2 separate regions of the Homo sapiens genome follow, and region 1 is linked to region 2. A link is a contact called in ENCODE Hi-C or POLR2A ChIA-PET data. All regions are on one chromosome and are shown on one strand. The core of a region is the stretch at or near the end of the contact, and the rest is flanking DNA. Distances in the headings are between cores, read along the strand shown. Region 1 has its middle 83 kb from the start of LINC01522. Region 2 overlaps LOC107985436 (a long non-coding RNA gene).

What was found. A loop is a pair of places that touch in the nucleus more often than their neighbours do. ChIA-PET counts read pairs that join two places held with the same protein, here RNA polymerase II (POLR2A). Pooled maps may share reads with other maps.
Region 1: a map of ovary shows a loop between it and region 2 (4-fold over the local background). The contact joins two enhancer-like sites. A Hi-C loop is called at or near these places in 2 of 168 maps with a recorded cell type or tissue (DLD1 and ovary) and 1 of 50 pooled maps. POLR2A ChIA-PET finds 5 or more read pairs at or near these places in 3 of 52 experiments (PC-3, Panc1 and activated T-cell).

What each region holds. Positions count from the first base shown.
Region 1 is chr20:48,069,632-48,075,849 of GRCh38, reverse strand. No RefSeq gene overlaps it. Among named protein-coding and RNA genes, the nearest start is that of LINC01522, 83 kb to the right of the region's middle. Within about 2 kb of position 4,414, at least 3 of the 41 ENCODE cell types and tissues checked have a DNase peak (open chromatin) inside an H3K27ac peak, as active enhancers do.
Region 2 is chr20:48,008,911-48,014,530 of GRCh38, reverse strand. LOC107985436 (a long non-coding RNA gene) reads right to left here. Exons shown (of 4, transcript XR_007067623.1): 2 at 3,150-3,923. Among named protein-coding and RNA genes, the nearest start is that of LINC01522, 22 kb to the right of the region's middle. Within about 2 kb of position 1,875, at least 2 of the 41 ENCODE cell types and tissues checked have a DNase peak (open chromatin) inside an H3K27ac peak, as active enhancers do.

The sequences.
Region 1 (6,218 bases), core at 3,165-5,664, 59 kb before region 2:
TAATAACTCCAAATTCAACTTTAAACTGCAGCTGCTGTCATCGCCTGGGGACCCTTATCTTTTTACATGTTATCGTAGATCAGTTGCCCGCTGCTGCAATAAAGAACTCTCAATGGGTTGCCTGGAATTTCTAACTCAGTGCTCAAAAAAAACCTGGTGGATAAACCAGATGGGCTTTTGTTCAATGGTGATTGGTGCTAGACTCAAGCAGGCAATCATGGGGTCTTGGCTTCTTGGAGGCAGCCCCCACTGCACCCATGAGCTCAAGGGAGGAATTTGCTTCCCCTGCAGATGAGGGCAGTGGTGGTGTGGCCGGGTAGTAGCAGGGATGGAAGGTGCTGGACAAACACCATGCTGTATAGCTTTCACCTGTATCATCTGGCATTTGTGAAAAGGCATTTGCCAGCTTTCTTTAATGCTTGTTTGGTTCCCAACCATGTCCTTACCACTATAGAGTGAAGGGAACAGGGTGGTTGGTCAGGCATTAGATCAGCCATCATCTCATAATCAAAAAATCAAAAAATGATAGATGGCATGGATGTGGTGAAAAGGGAACAATTCTACACTGCTAGTGGGAATGTAAACTAGTGCAACCACCATGGAAAATGGTGGCAGGGAGGGCGGGGCGCAGATTCCCTAAAGAACTAAAAGTAGAACTACCATTTGATCCAGCAATCCCACTACCCGGTATCTACCCAGGGGAAAAGATGTCATTATACGAAAAAGATACTTGCTCACGCATGTTTACAGCAGCACTATTCACAATTGCAAAAATGTGGAAGCAACCCAAATGCCCATCAATCAATAAGTGGATAAAGAAACTGTGATATACTGTGATATATATATACGCACACATATATATATATAGCGTGTGTGTATACATATATTTATGTGTATGTATGTATATATACCACTCAGCCATAAAAAGGAATGAATTAATGGCATTTGCAGCAACCTGGATGGGACTGCAGACTATTATTCTAAGTGAAGTAACTCAGGAATGGAAAACCAAACATTGTATGTTCTCACTCGTAAGTGGGAGCTAAGCTACGAGAATGCAAAAGCATAAGAATGACACAATGGACTTTGGGGACTCAGGGAGAAAGAGTGCGAAGGGAGTAAGGGATCAAAGACTATAAATTGGGTTCAGTGTATACTGCTAGCGAGATGGGTGCACCAAAATCTCACAAATCCCCACCAAAGAACTTACTCACAGATCGGCCATCATCAGATTGGAGTACTCACACCTCTGGGGATACATGACAATTTTTTAAGGGTTCACAGGCATAGACAGTTTTAAGATCATCAATTTCCAGACCCCCTACCTACATGTATCCTATTTTTCAATTCCTCCTTCACAAATGCCCTCTTTCATTATATTAAAAGTGGGAGTTGAACAATGAGAACACATGGAGACAGGGAAGGGAACATCACACACTGGGGCCTGTTGTGGGGGTGGGGGATAGGGGAGGGACAGCATTAAGAGAAATACCAGATGTAGATGATGGCTTGATGGGTGCAGTAAACCACCATGGCACGTGTATACCTATGTAACAAACCAGCACGTTCTGCACATGTACCCCAGAACTTAAAGTATAATTTAAAAAATGGGTTTATCAGTCAGGATACTAACACAAAACAGAAAGCACACTCAAATTGGGTAATTCGAAGAAAGTTTAATACAGGAAATGTTTATAAAGGTGTGGGTGAAGTAAAGAAAGCCACAAAGGATAGTGCAGCTCTCTAGGGTTAGTGGGGCCCTGTGCAGAGTTAGAGAAGAAAGAGGTTTCCAGAATCTGGAGACAGGAGAGGCTGTGTAGAATGTGAAGGAGCTGTGACCTTCCTGAGAGAGATGCAGCCACCCTGGGTCATCCCACAGATGGAGCCCAACTTTATTCTTCCCTGCCCTGACCTCCAACCACTGGCAGGGAACATAACTTGGAAGCAGCAGAGAAGGGAGCCCATTGCTGTGGTCCATGCAACCAGCCTCCCAGGACAGAAGGAGGATGGGGAAGGGTGGATGGTGGAAGACGTCCTCACACAAAAGCCATCACCCAGCTTGCGTCTTACAAAGGCGTTTTCCCCTCCTGGGAAAAGTCCTTCAGGGCATCAGGCAAAGACACATTTTGAAATATTAGCCTGAGCATTGAGAACACAAACATCTCTGACAACTGGGTACCCCATCTGGGTGTATAACTGGAACCACATCCCTTTACAGTCAAATTGTTTTCAATTCTTCACTTTCACTGAAATTGAAGAGGAACCTAATAGGGATGTCAGCTCATAGATTATCAAAAATATTTTTATGATAAATCATTGTGTGATTTTTGGCACATAACCTGGAAGGAGTCCAAACAAGTGCGTGGCTTCCAACAGAAGGCCCCCCTTTCCCATCTGCTTGTTTATGTGAACGAATGCTCAGTGCTTACACCAATAAAAACAAAACGGTGTGAATAAAATTGATGATGAAACTGCCTCCTTAAAATAACAAGTAATATTCATGAATACATTAATGGAAAAAAAAATCCCACCTATCATACTAAGAGAAGAATAGCCAAATAATTTTACTTTTTTCAGATTAATAATTCTTTATCCTGAGCTCTGCCATACTTATGCTGCTTTGATCAATTGTGTTCTGCGAACAACCAGAATGATCATCCATAATGATAAGTTTAAAAAAAAACTTATTTTAAAATGTAAAGACTTATAGTCAGAGACATTTTTTAAATTTAAATGTAAATGTATGAGCATATTTTTGTTGCAGTCAGTGATATGTGATAGAGTAATCAATAAAAAAAACTTCCAAGAATAAAACTATGATACATTATGATCAAATTCTTCTAGGGGTGTACAAGTTCAAGGGGAATAAAGAACAATGAAAAGTTCCTAACCATGAGAAGCTCCTGTATGTATTTTTTTAAAAATCAATTATGACAGGTATCAAATCACAATCGTATTGAGCCTCAGTTGGACATACTTTAAGTTATATTACGGTTTTCTCTTAAAATATCCAGTATTTACAATATGCTGAAAATTTTACCCATTTATTTATTTATTTTACACAAGTAAATATCTTAAAAATATAAAATATATATGTAATTTATAAATATATAATTACATCCAAATATAAATTTAAACTTATAAAAAATTTAGCTGGTAGCTTAGGAATGCAGGAATATAGACATGATTTTTCAAGTTGAAAGAGATGCTAGATGTGTCTGCAGAAGTCAACAGGGTCAGATCTGTTTTTTGAAGGGCCTTGTTTGCCCATTACATGCTGGGAAAACAAGGAATGAAATAAGGTAACATTCACAGAGGATGTCAAAGGATGTCTACTTCAAGTGCCCAATGACAAGGTAATAATGTGCTGTCGGAGAAGGAAAAGATTGCTGTGGACGAAGGTGATCACAATGGGAGGCAGAGGGCCACTGAGGTTAACCCAGGACTTGGAGGAGTGTTGAATCGATCTAGTCTTGGAGAAAAAGTTGCCAGGGAAGTGGAGAAAAATAGAAGTGACTTAAGGATCCTGGAGTCCCTTCATTGGCAAGCAGATCAGCTGGTTGACACTCAGTTATTCTCAATTGTGATAACAGTAGTAATATTACTATTCGATATTTATTGAACACTGTTTTTAGGCATTGGCCTGAGACATCTTGATATACAGATATAGGCTCTGAGATTCTAGCACCCATCCTTGGCCACTACTCCACGCTACTTCTCTTGTGTTTCCTGGGCTGTTGTTCATGCAGTCAGTCTTTCTTTTCTTTCTTTCTTTCTTTCTTTCTTTCTTTCTTTCTTTCTTTCTTTCTTTCTTTCTTTCTTTCTTCTTTCGTTCTTTCTTTCTTTTCTTTCTTTCTTTTCTTTCTCTCTCTCTCTCTCTCTTTCTTTCTTTCTCTCTCTCTCTTTCTTTTTCTTTCTTCTCTCTCTCTCTCTCTTTCTTGATGGAGTCTCACTCTATCACCCAGGCTGGAGTGCACTGGTGCATCTTGGCTCACTGCAACCTCTGCCTCCCGAGTTCAAGCAGTTCTCCTGTCTCAGCCTCCAGAGTAGCTGGGATTACAGGTGCGCACCACCACACCCGGCTAATTTTTGTATTTTTAGTAGAGACAGGGTTTCACCATGTTGGCCAGGCTGGTCTCAAACTCCTGGCCTCAAGTGATCTGCCTGCCTCAGCCTCTCAAAGTGCTGTGATTCTAGGCATGAGCCACCCTGCCCGGCCCCTTTTTTATTTCTTTTAGCAAATAATTGTTGCGTGTTGACATGGGCCAGGCAGTTGGATATATTTATTCATCTTAACTGTTGGTAAGTTCTCATCTGCACTGATTTCCCTGCAAAAGCCTCGTTCTTGGCATGGTTTGATTGGGAAGGAGTGGCAACTCCCTTCTCCCAGCCTTGGAAGGGAGCCATGGTCTCTCTGCTCCCAGGTCCAACCCATCCTGGCTAGTTCTTTGAGTGTCCACTGCAGAGGAGACAAAACTCCACTTTCAACCTCTTAGGGTTCCAGCTGGGCTCTAGAATGAAATCGACCTAAAATAGATTAAGAGGAGAAAAGCATACAAATTTATTTAGTACAAGTTTTATGTGGCATGGGAGCCATCTTAAGGAAATGAAGACCCAAAGAAGCAGAGTCAGTCCCTCAGATAGTGAAATTGGACAGAGAACAGTAAGTTGTGAAAAAGCAGCTCACTCATGTGGGGAGGCTGAAAAGATAAGAGTTGTTTTAACAAGGTCTGTACAGAATTATCTCGGCTAGGACTCCCCATCAAAGAATGTTTCTTTTCTCCTGGCACAAAGAGGGCATCTTTCCCATGGGAATTTTTATCTCCCATCTTCAGGAAGAAAATGTGAGATCAGAATGCTCTTCTTGCATCTGCTGTTTTTCAAGCACCTTTAGTTCACAGTAATCCTCAAGTTGAAGCAGCGTATTTGGGGTGGGTGAGAGAGTTCTCACCCTTCACCACCTTTCTCAAAACCCTGAAACCTCTTCCAGTCTGCACCACACCCTCCTGCTCAAAGTTTATGAAGTTTTCCCCAGGACACCTAATCATATTGGACACAGGAACTACCTATTACACTTCTGAATCTCCCCAAGATTTCTAGCTCAGAGACGCCTTCTGAGATGAGATCTGAGATTTTGTTCAGTTATGAGTTCCCCCCGAAATGGACAGTACCTTAAACAAGATAAAGTGTCCTTCTGTCTTATGTAAAGGAGGACAGCCTAAGGCTAATACAGCGGCCCCCATGCCATCGAGGAGCAAGGCTCCTTCTAGCTTGTTACTCTGCCATGATCAGCAAAGGGTTTCTCACTCATAGCTCAAGGTGACGGCTCCAGATCAGACGCCTGAGTCTGCATTCCAGCTGGCAGACGGACAGAGGGAATGTTCTCACTCCTTAAGATACCTCTCAGAATCTGGACACAACAAATAGGTTTATATTCCCCCAACTAGAACTTCTTAGCCACATCTACCAGCAAGCCTGGATGGAAAATGGAGTTTTGATTCTATATGGCCATATGGCAAATAAAATATCTAATAAAAAAGAAGGAAAACAGATGGCGACGAGGAGCCACCGCAGTCTGCCATAGCATCTCAACACATCCTCTCCACCTTGACTTGACCCATCTCTCCAGCCCAGCCCCATCCTCTGGTTCTATTTCCCCCCCGAGGCTTGGAGATCAGGGCACAGAGCCTCCCTGTCTGTTTGCAGCCCTCCTCCCCATCCCCCAGGAAAATCCTAGCTTAGGAGTTACTAATACCAATACTGAGTATTTCCCAGGCCCTTGTGCTTCTCTGACTTGTAACATTTAGAAATTGTAAGAACATGTTCACAGATGGGCTTTTCCATTAATTTATAATCCAATTTCCATCTTTTGAAGCAAAAATAAAGGTTTTCTTCTCATTTAGTTTGTCAGCTGTCACCAGGAGGTGGGCAGGAAGGGCCCTTACATGTCAGATGCTTGGGTGGTGGCTACACAGCACTCAACAGCTGTTGGAGCATGAAAAGGATGAGCTCGTGACGGTGCAAGGTCTTAACCAGAACATCTGCCAGGATGCTTGCAGAAAAGGAATTTAGTCAATGTCGGTGTTGGGGATCCTCTGGAAGGAACAGTAAATCAGGCTTTTTGGTGTCTCAACAGCCAGGAATAATGCTGTGTGTGTCATCCTATAAAGTACTGACATTTCCACTAAAGACACAGGAATTATGAATTGGAGCAGAAA
Region 2 (5,620 bases), core at 626-3,125:
GGAAAGATCTGGATGCTGGAGTCTACTGTTTGAGGACTTCACCTCTAAGACCTCATATAAACATCCTTTCAAGCTTTCTTCTATACCCAAGGCCCCTCCAACCTTTGCCTGGAGAGGAGAGACGGTGACTCTGGTGAGGAACAGGCTGAGCGGCAGAGGGGCGAGCAGACCTCTTCATTGTGGATCCACGTCTTCGTAGAGGCTTTTGAGAGGATCCTGACCACATGCATTTGGAAGAGGTCACTATATTTTTTCAGTAAAACATTTAGGATCTGTAAAGAGGTCACGGTGTTCGGCTAGGGGATAAAAAGAACTGAGAGTTTCTTTGCCAGTTGGGATTTTTAACTTGTAAAATACGTGGCTTGAAATTCTGTTTATTTGGCTGGGCGTGGTGGCTCACGCCTGTAATCCCAGCACTTTGGGAGGTCGAGGTGGGTGGATCACTTGAGGTTAGGAGTTCGAGACTAGCCTGGCCAACATGGTGAAACCCCATCTCTACTAAAAATACAAAAATTAGCTGGGCATGATGGTGGGCGCCTGTAATCCCAGCTACTCGGGAGGCTGAAGCAGGAGAATCATTTGGACCCAGGAAGCAGCAGTTGCAATGAGCCGAGATCACACCACTGCACTCCAGCCTAGGCGACAGAGCAAGACTCTGTCTCAAAAGAGAAGATAATTGGGAAATGTTATTTGAATATTTAAGTGATCAAGTTGAGTATGCATTTCTAGGGGATCTTGGATGACGTAGAGTCACTGTGCCTCCTCTCCAGGCAAACCTTTTAGGGGTCTTGGGTACACTTGGGCATAGAAGAAAGCTTGATGTTTTGCTCTATTAGGAAACTGGCAAATGCTTTCCTCCTTCCTATGACATAGCTCTTACAAAGAGCCACATCTTTCTTTGTACAATGTCACTCCTGCCATCTCTCCAGTCTCATCTTGTGTCACTACCCCACCCCCATTCCTACCACTCCACATTGGTCTCCTTTAAGTTTCTCGTGTGTGGCAAGTTCTGTACACAGATGTCCCCTCCATCTGGGATACCCTTTCTGCCACACCTTCAGCCAATGAGCCTATTCTTATCCTTCTGGGCCAAACTTAACTGTTACCTCCTCCAGCAAACTTCCCCTGACACCTGTCCACCAGGCTTTCCTCTCCCTCACCCCCAGGATTCTCCACCTCACTTCATGTTTGTTTCATTCCATATGTGTCTATGGAGTACCTACTCTATGCCAGGCACTTTCTAGGGGCCAAGACTACATCACTGAGCAAACAGACAAACATTACTGCTCTCACAGAGTTTATATTCTAATAAAGAGAAGAAAGAAGTAACCCAAATAATAAGGAAACGTTATAGTTTATTAGAGGGTGATGAGTGCCATGGAGATCAATATAGCAGGAAGGAGAAGAAGGCTGAGAGGATGCAATTTAACAGGAATAGGGAGAAAAGGGCTCCTTGAGGAGGCAAACTTTGCACATGGATCTTAGGGAGTAAATGATACAGTCATGCAAATATCTGGAGAAAAAGTCCATGCAAAGTATAAAATAAATAAAAACAGTGCCAGGTTGGAAAGGGAGGGAGTCTGGAGTCAGTGGCAAATATTCAAATATTCCCCTCTTGATGTCTCAGCAGACAATGAGGGACACATTCTACATGGTTTCTGAGAGGGTCTCCAGTGGATTGAGCCTAGTTGTCCACCTGTGTACCCAGTTGTCTATTGGTGCATAGCCAACCACCTCAAAACTTTGTGACATAAAACAAGAACCAGTTTATTCTGCTCGTTGACTCTGTGAGTCAGAAAATCAGATAAGACATAGCCCTAATGTGTGTGAGGCCTCTGCTGGAAAGAGTTGAAATACTGCCAGCAACTCAAATCACTAGAGGCTTGAATCATGACAGAATTCTTCAATCACTTGTGTAATGTCTGCCTGCAATGGCTCACAGATTAGCCTTGGCTAGGACTCCCCAGCAGAGGGCCTAAATGTAGCCTCCTCACGTGGCTTGGGCTTCCTCCCAGCATGGCAGACTTCAGGCATGGTAGCTCAGGATTCCAAGAGCAAGTGTTTTAGCAAATAAGATGGAAGCTAAATGATCTTTTATGACCAAGCCTTGGAAAATCACATAGCATAACTTTTGCTAGCCGGAAGAGTCACAGGAAAGGAGAGGGGGCATAGAGCCCACCTCTAGATTGGAGGAGCATCAAACATCTGCAGCCATATTTTAAAACTGCCACACAGTAACTAACTCAAAATGCATCCTTGTATTAGCTTCTTCTCTTTCTCTATTTCACTATTCCCAGTCCTTCCATTCCAGTTCCTGGGATTGCTTCCATAATCTATCTGAACCCAAGCCCTTGACTCAGGCTCTGCTTGTGGGAGAACCCAAGCAAAGACACTCCCCATAGCTTCAACCTGAAACAATTTGGGGACCTTCCAGGTTTGCAAGATGTGGTTTGGTTTAGGCATAAATGAGTTCTAAGTTGAGTTCACTTCGATTGGAATTTCTAATGGTCATTGGAGCAAAGGAAAACACCCCAAAATCTGACATAGTCACACACTCTTTCTTTCATAGGACTACTTGGGTTTTCCAGTTTTATTTCTCTCCCCCTTAGCAGCTGCTTACTTTTACTGGACAGAATAATTCATGGGAGAGCTTTATAATAACCTTTAAATTCTCTACTTTATGAAGAGAAAGAACAATAATAAATGCATGAATATTAACACAGGTGAATGTTTCCCCTCTCTTTTGATTTGGCTTCATAAACCCTGTGACATGGCAGGATTTGGATCAACTCAAATTGTATCAAATCTAAGTGGTCTCACTTTTTAAAAGTCCTCTGAGAATTCACATATATTTTCTCTACAGGTGATTCATTTTTCTCCCATCCACTTTGAACATATAAAATTCAGAATATATCAAGCATAGCATCGATTTATTTCAAAATTCACCATTAACTAGGACCATTTTTAGACCCTGTGTTCTTGCCCTTCCCTAAAAGTAGCCTGCAGCATTTTCATAATAAAAAGCAGTTAGCATGCTTAAAATCTTGAATGAATTAGAAATTATTTCCAAGAAATCCATGGTCGATTTATAGGCAATAAGCTTTTTTTTTTTTTCATTTGAGGTGTGCTTTACAAAAGCATTTTCCTACCTCCTTCAACTCTGGGTGACGGCTGTTGATTCCGATTGTGGCTGAAACCATGATGATGAAGATAATAATGATGCTGCTGATGGCAGAGGTGGTGATGGTGATGATGAAGTTGATGCTGCTGCTGATGGTGGAGGTGATAATAAAGTTGAGGGTGATATTGATGATGGTGGCTGTGTTGGTAGTGATGGTGAAGGGGATGGTGATATTGATGGTGATTGTGGTAATGATGAAAGTGAGGGTGATATGATGGTGATTTGTGGTGGTGGTGATGATGAAGGTGGTATTGATGGTGGTTGTGGTGGTGGTGATGATGAAAGTGATGGTGATATGGTTGATGGTGGTTGTGGTGATGATGAAGGTGATGGTGATATTGACGATGGTTATGGTGGTGGTGATGATGAAAGTGATTGTGAGATGGTGGTTGTGGTGATGAAGGTGATGGTGATGATGAAGGTAATGGTGATATTGATGGTGGTTGTGGTGCTGGTGGTGATGATGAAAGTGATAGTGATATTGATGATGATGGTGGTGGTGATGAAGGTGATGGTGATATTGATGGTGGTTGTGGTGGTGGTGATGATGAAGGTGATGGTGATATTGATGGTGGTTGTAGTGGTGGTAATGAAGGTGATGGTGATATTGAGAATGGTGGTTGTGGAGGTAGTTACGTGAAGGTGATGGTGATATTAATGATGGTGGTTGTAATGGTGATGACGATGAAAGTCATGGTGATATTGATGAAGGTGGTGGTGCTGGCTTCTCACGTGGGAAACACTGATTGAAGATAAAAAGTATTAGCTGTGGATAGTTCATTGAAAAATACAAAATATTCCTTTCACATTCCTGGTGCATCTGGTTACACTTTTAACCTCATTGAAGTATTCACAGGTAATCACGAAAGATCCCAATTTGAGAACCTTAACCACAGAAACACCTGAACCCAGATGAGTCCTTCCAGACAACAGTGCAGGTCACGTCACTGGGTCAGGGTTTCCTTGGATGGGATTGAAGAGGTGGTTACCATGCAGATCTCTAGGAGAATGCATTGCTTCAGCTCAAGAGGAAGCATTAGGGATTCCTCAGTTGGGTCAACTGTGGAGTAACTTAGGAAAAGAAGTCCCTGTTTGAAGACACCATATAAACGAATCTCTCTCTTGAAAAAATGAGACTTTGATATGGTTTGGGTTTATGTCCCCACCCAAATTTCAAGTCAAATTGTAATCCCCATTGTTGGAGGTGGGGCCTGGTAGGAGGTGATTGGAACCTGGGGGCAGACTTCCCCTTTTGGTGTTTTTGTGATAGAGCTCTTGTGAGATCTGATTGTTTAAAAGTGTGTAGCACCTCCTCCCCACCTTCCTCCTTCTCTGGACATGTAAGACGTGCCTGCTTCCCCTTTGCCTTCCACCATGATTGAAAGTTTCCTGAGGCCTCCCCAGCAGCCGAGCAGATACCAGCATCATGCTTCCTGTACAGCCTACAGAACAGTGAGCACATTGAACCTCTTTTCTTTATAAATTACCCAGTCTCAGGTAATTTGCTTTTTATAGCAATGCAAGAGCAGACTAATACAGCCTTTCTTTATCTGCCCTCAGTGGAAACTGACTAAGGAACACATCACATCACATCACATCACATCACATCACATCACATCACAAGCAGATGTCAACCTTCACAAAAGCATCTCAGGCTACACTCATCTGGTGAAGAATTTTCCTCGCCATTTGTGAGAAGGACCACAGGACCTCCTGCACCATCATGCTTTCATCTAAAGCAGACCAGCCAGGTTCATAAGTCATCTGCACAAGCCTGGCCAGTGTACAGTGACCTGCTTCAATGCGGATGACCACAAGGAAGACGTACATGAAGAGTCAGCTCACCTGGGAGCCACCAAACCCCATTTTCCTTTTCTTTTCTTCCAAAATAAATGAGTAACTCATGCAGCAGTTTCACTCATTATCAAAGGCAAGAAAGAGACAGGGATAGAAGTGAATACATTAATCAAACTCAGCTCACAGACCTACTCCCTTCTTCAGTTAGAGCCTGTAATTTGGGTGCTGTGATTTTTGAAGTCAGTGAAATGCTAAATAGAAGCATGTCAGCTGGTATCAAATAGATCCTCAAAATAACATTGCTGGGAATGGATCCTTTGATAAAATACTCCTTAAAAGTTTCAAGATACATTTTTTTTACAAAAAGAAATTGGCAGAATTTTCTTCTAGTTTCCAGCTTTACAAGGATGATTTTCATTCCAAAATGTTTTTAAGCTTGCAAAATATCTTACTTCTTTCACTCCCCCTATACTGAGTTGTCTCTTTTGCATTTCGCAGTTAATTTTAAATCTGAGATGGATGACTTCTTTGGTGCTGAGTCACTGGAACAGAAATGGCCTAATTTTCTATTGCATGTGAGCAAAATGGGGCGTCTGAGGCTTGTATATGGGCAACATGAAATATCCCTTAAGAGACTGAAAA